Regions from separate parts of the Mus musculus genome. Here region 2 is linked to region 1. The links are chromatin contacts, found by Hi-C or POLR2A ChIA-PET in ENCODE. All regions are on one chromosome and are shown on one strand. Each heading gives the region's core, a stretch centred on a gene start or an enhancer-like site at or near the end of the contact. The rest is flanking DNA. Distances are from core to core; before and after follow the strand shown.

Region 1 (2,927 bases), core at 205-2,704:
TTACTCAGACCTCAGAGCACCTGGACTACATGGATGCAGAGAGAAGCTAACCTTCATGGCCTCTTAGTGCTGGATGTAAGTGTGGAGTTGGTCATCTCTTTCCCTCCTGCCATCTAATACACAAAGAGAATTGAGATTCAGAGGGGTGAACTATTTATCTGCTGATGTCAGCTAGTTTGATCATATCCAGGAGTAGAGCCCAGGGCTCCAGGTCCTGAGCCTGTGTCCCCCTACCCCATATATGCTTCCCTAAACTTCTCTCCAGAGGCCTTCTGAAGGTGGGTGGGGGTGGGGAGCTGACTCCTCAGGCATGTGGAGATCATCTCACTAAAAATGAGATTACAGCACCTTCATCTTCCGTTTCCCCAGGCAGCATGGGTGTGCTTACTTGTTTCTATAGGGAAGCTGCTCCCAGGCACCCCGCTGCCGCTGAGCACCTAGCCTCTATCTTGTTTCCATCAACATAATCTGTTTGCAACACGAGATTGGGCTTTTCCCTGGCCCCCTTATCACTAATAGGATCAGCGGATTCTGCAGGCTGTTGGGAGCTGCAGTGAGCATGCTCAGTCAGGGAAGCGGCTGTCTCTGAGACGAGACTGCAGCTCAGTTAGCTATACACCAAGCTTTGGGATTCAGGAGAGGAGAGTTCGCCGGGACTCAGTTGCTCCGGGATAGCTTTTAGCTCAGGCTCTAACTCAAAGCCCTGTCTACCAGAGGATGGTTTGGTTAGTACCGTGTAGAGCCTCCACTGAGTTGTTACCGTCTTACTTCTGGAAGCTTCTCTTGTCATATATAATATTTATCTCTCATTAGGTGCGGGTTTATTTCTTGCTACAACAAACCAAATGATTTTTTTTAAAAAAATAAATTTGCTTTAGAAACGACTTGGTCAAAAGGGACTGTTCAATTATACATTTTATACCGCTCCATTCACGAATCCTGTGCAATGGCCAACTTTATAAGCTTTCGACGTTTTAATCAATTTGATCTTTCGGTTTTCTTTTCATCTTTTGGAACCAATCTTTCTTTCCTACGCCGTCAATGTTTTTGCCATAGGCACTTCCGGCTTGCACCTGGTGGATAAAGAGGTCTCACGCAGGAAAGGAAGAAGCCAGAACACCTGGTACTCCCAGCTCGGGTCTGCTACTAGTTAGCTGTGCTCCCTTGGGCGAGGCCCCAGCAGACTCTGTACCCTCCATCCCAAGCTGGTGCTTTTTGGGACAGGCTGAATGTCAGGTAGCTTGGTGCAGGTGAGTTTAGGAAGGTGAGAAAGAAAGCTGGAAATCAGATTCCCCTCCTCCGAAGGGGAAGGGTTAGCCAGCTGGAATCCAAGCCCGGAGCTGGGGCTTCTGTTGCTGGGCAACAGCAGCCTTTGTCTTGCTATGACTCAGATAGGAGAAGAGTTTTTGAGTTGGGCTCCAGCCACACAGGACTTCCTGCCTCTGCCAGTTTCCTGTTTCCTGGAGTGCAGCCTTAGTCACCCCTTGAGACTCTCCTCAGCGCGCTGTTCAGAGGCTGCCTCTAGCCCAGCCTTTAGGGCACACCGATCTGTATTAATTCCAAATGCAGGGGAAGGAGCCAGATGAGTGTCTGCACGGCGTAGGAAAATAGAATTGTTGCAATGTAAAAGCCTGAACGCACTGTAAGCTCTCCAGAGTTCTTAGGGTTTGTGGGATACTCTGTCCCCCTCATGGTAGGCTTCAGGGATCTCTACCTCCGTCACCAGCCTTTCTTCACCAGCCGTGCAAGGCAGTTCACTAGCTCTCAGATTGCTTGTCCCTATTCTCAGATCATGTGTCCCCTTTGCTTTATTTTTTTGGGACTGGGTTTTGGAATGTCTTCACTTCTGGAAGGCTCTTCCCCGCTGATCCCACACAGGTAGATGTGGCTTGTATCCCAGTTGTCAAGTGTTAGGGGGGTTGTTACCCAGTGTGCGGGTGTTGAAATGGGTGTGGTAACTGGTTTTGTGTGTCAACTTGAGCTGGAGTTATCACAGAGAAAGGAGCCTCCCTTGAAGAAATGCCTCCATGAGATCCAGCTCTAAGGCATTTCTCAGTTAGTGATCAAAAGTGGGAGGGCCCATTGTGAGTGGTGCCATCCCTGGGCTTGTGTTCGTGGGTTCTATAAGAAAGCAGGCTGAGCAAGCCAGGGAGAGCAATCCAGTAAGCAGCATCCCTCCATGGCCTCTGCCTCAGCTCCTGCCTCCAAGTTCCTGCCCTGTGTGACTTCCTGTCCTGATTTCCTTTGGTGATGAACAGCAGTTTGGAAGTATAAGCTGAATAAACCCTTTCCTCCCCAACTTGCTTCTTGGTCGTGATGCTTTGTGCAAGAATACAAACCCCAACTTAGACGTTAGTGTTCAAGGGACTGGAGAGGTGGCTCTGTAATTGGGAACACTGGCCGCTCTTGCTTGGGTTTGAGTCTCAGCAACCACAGGGCAGCTCACAAGCAATTGTAACTCCAGTTCCAGAGAGTGAATTGTTATAAATTGAGGTCACTTCACGGGCTTGGGTTTTTCTGCATTCATAAGCTGTTTCTCTTTTAGCTCCTCTGCCATGTTGTAACACATTCAGGGAGCCCTCACCAGAAGCTGAATTGATAGGGCCACTCAGGTTTTGTTCTTCAGCTTCCCAAATTGTGTTCTTATTTACAAAGTATCTAGCATAAGGTATTCTGTTAGAACAACAACAACAACTAGTCTGCCTAACTTACCTGTCTTGGAAGGGCTCTCTCTCCAGTAACCTTTTGAGTGGTAGAAAGTAGGTTGTGGCCACAGTGCTGTTGTTCACAGTAACAGCCACTTTTCTTATTGTTGTAATAATTAAAATAGTTGATAAAAGCATCTTAAAGGAAGAAAAAAAATACTTGAAAGGTACTTTTATCATGGAGGCAGGAGTGTGAGGCGACACACCATGTCTGCTGTCAGG
Region 2 (2,927 bases), core at 149-2,648, 46 kb before region 1:
CCTTTCTGCAAGCCCCGCTCCTCTGCCTTTTTCTACCAAATAGTTGACAGCTAAGGTGTAAGAGTGTGACTGGGAGACTTTAAATGGGGGTCAGCACACAGGATCACCTCTCTCACTATACTGACTGCTTAGCTTCACACTGGGGACTCTTCTCTTCAGCATCCACGCTGGACTCACTCACAGCATCCCACTGGCCCTGTGCCTACATACACCTCCCCTTTCCTGAGTGATCTTGGAAGAGTCACCTATTCTAGGAAGTCTTTATCCACTAAGCTTGAGACTGGTATCTCTTTATAGATAGCCATTTCCTGCAATTTTCTATCACAGGACATGGCAGGTCACCTTGCATGGGGAACACCAATTTCTTCCATGACTTTATTCACCTACTGATTTGTTGGGAAACTATTATGTGCCAGAATGACCGGGGTTCTGGGAAAATGGCAAGAACCTAATCAAACCCCAAGACCCCATGGAGTCTATATTCCTGGGGTCTCCCTGAGGATAGGGACAGTCAACACCAAGGACGCTTCTGTAAACAGACGGCTGGTGGTGTCATTGTTACCTGGGACATGGCACCCAAGGCGCTTTTGGCTGAGCGAGCTGCAGCCTGAAGACCTTGCTGCTCTGGCTCTGGACTTTCCAGGCGTTTCCAGGAGGGGCCGTTACCGAGGTTCAGGCTGACCGCTCTCAGAGGCAGCCTCCTTTGGAATTGTCTGCACAGGGAGCCCAAGGGACCGGTCTCCGGATGACCCCCAGCAGACCGGGTCACCTCCTTCTTCTCTAGCTGTTCCTCCTTTAGGAGTGATCGTCTGCGCACAGAGGTCCTCATGCCCTGCCACTGAGACGCCATGTGCTTGGTCCAGTTTCCGCTGCCCGCTAGATCCTGGGGAGGTCAAAAGGTCATCAAAGTACTCCCTGACCCCATTCCAAGGCTCCAGGGACCTTGGGAACTGGGAAAGAGATGAAGTGGAACCTCGCGGGGTAGGCCTGTTGGGCAATTGTGGATGCCAGAAAGATGACCAATGGCATCATGGTCAGCAGCTGCCTCCGTTGCAAGGCGGCAATTTGTCCGTCTTTCCATCCTAGCCTATTCCCCATAGGCTAAGTGGAGTGGCACACAGGTCACGGAGCCTCGGCGCTTACGCAGGGCACCAGCAGTATGCTGTTTTCACAAATTTTCCTCTCCGGAGCAGATTTAGCAATCCAGCCAAGGCCTCGGATCCGATGGGGCGTTTGCAACTCCTAGACATTCCCTTTGTCTTGTGGGTCCTATCCAGAGCTCCTGACCCGTTCCCCATTCAGAGCTCCCCGTGAGACCGTCCCCCACCCCCCTCCTTAAGCCCCTCGGTAACCCCGCATGCTCACCTCCCTGCTCGATACCCGGACCCGAAGATCAACACCCTCTCCTAGCCCACCGCAGCCGATTTGAAACTCCGCGCGGCCCCGCCCCGCCCCGGCGCTTGCAGCCCATTGGCCCTATCAGCCATCCACCACCGCCGCCCCGGATTTCGATTGGTCTTTTTCTCTCGTGACTGTAAATCCTGCTTTGGGATTGGCCTGGCCACGCCCATACATCGTTCGTAGACCCCCCACCTGGCTCGCCGCAGAGGGGTCCAGGTCGCCACCGGATCACTGTTACCGACCAGCCCGCCTCCCTACATCCCGGCTGCTTGGTCCCAGGCGACCGCGCCTAGTCCATCGTTCTCCCAAGCTCTCTTCTTCAAGCATGCAGGTCAGGGTGCAGGATGCTGCGGGGGTTCAGGTCACCGCCACCCAGGGCACGCGCCCCTTTCAGTCCTTCACCCCGCCTAACTTCTCTCCCACGATAAGTAGTTTTGTCAAAGCGATAGGCTGGGACTGCCGAGCTTTGCGATCCCTGGGAAGTTTTGTTTCAAATTCCCCGCGTAATTCTCTTCCTTCCTGCGAGATGGCCCTGCCCCTGTCTGTTCCTCAAACAAACACCCTGCTGGCGGCGCCCAAGAAAGCACATCTCAGAGGAGGGGACAGACTGTAGATCACCCTCTCCACAGTTAGGTCAGTTCCTCTGCCGGGTCTTGCTCTACGCATCTTTCAATCTTTCTTTCCTGTAGTCTGCCAGCAAGCTAAAAAAACAAAACAAGAAACAAAGACGACGACGACAAACAACAGCAACCCAGGCTGGGTCACTTTCTCCCATGCTTTCATTTTTATGGTTTTGACTTTTTTTAAAAAAAATATTTTTATTTTTAATTATATGTCTCTGTGCATGTAAATGCCTGTGGGGTGGCGTGGTGGCGACACAGAAGAGGAAGTCAGACCCTCTGGAGCTGGAGTTAGAGGTGGTTGGTTCTAACTGGCCACACTCAGCCTCCCCAAGATTGAAATCAAGGGGCCTGGCGTGCCACCACAATGGGGCCTTCTTATCGGTCCTCAAAAAAGAATTTCTCTTCTCCCTCCTCTCTCCTTTCCTCAGCCTGGAGTGAGACTCCTAGAGACTCTTCAGGCCTCTTCCTGGTGTCAGGATTGTCTGACCCTCTCCTGACCTCAGTGTTTACCTCCCAACCCCCTATAATAATAATGGTTGATTTGTGTGTAGCACTTGCAAACACTCCCTTTCTATCAGCAAGCCCAGTTTATCCCCAGTGCTCTGCAGCTCTGTGAGGTAGCTGGGGTGTGGAGAGACTGGCCGTACACTTCACTCACTAACTGTAGCAGGGTGAAGGACCCAAAGGCCATGCATGCAGGGACGTTGTCTGTGTGACCAGGGTTGACCCCCTCACTGTTGCTCCTCAGACCCCACCCTTTTCCAGCTGGGGTCTCTCCCTTGACTCCTGAAGCCAGCACTCTTCTGGGTCCTGTCACCTCCTGCTGGCTGCATAAAGCCAACAGAGCCAAGACACTGGTTCCCTGCTCCCCCAAAGTCTCTCTAATCTCACCAAGGGGAACTT

What was found. A loop is a pair of places that touch in the nucleus more often than their neighbours do. ChIA-PET counts read pairs that join two places held with the same protein, here RNA polymerase II (POLR2A).
Region 2: a loop to region 1 is called in a map of T-helper 2 cell, with 3 times the contacts of the local background. The contact joins the promoter of Pimreg here to the enhancer-like site in region 1. A Hi-C loop is called at or near these places in 3 of 37 maps with a recorded cell type or tissue (T-helper 2 cell, heart and regulatory T cell). POLR2A ChIA-PET finds 5 or more read pairs at or near these places in 1 of 5 experiments (embryonic stem cell).

Annotation. Positions count from the first base shown.
Region 1 is chr11:71,994,623-71,997,549 of GRCm38, reverse strand. No RefSeq gene overlaps it. Among named protein-coding and RNA genes, the nearest start is that of Gm46262, 26 kb to the right of the region's middle. Within about 2 kb of position 1,454, at least 1 of the 3 ENCODE cell types and tissues checked has a DNase peak (open chromatin) inside an H3K27ac peak, as active enhancers do; it is heart, where a contact is called at or near this core.
Region 2 is chr11:72,040,973-72,043,899 of GRCm38, reverse strand. Pimreg (PICALM interacting mitotic regulator) reads right to left here and starts at 1,398. Exons shown (of 6, transcript NM_144526.3): 1 at 1,366-1,398; 2 at 563-883. The coding sequence starts at 850. It also overlaps a transcript of Aipl1 not described here.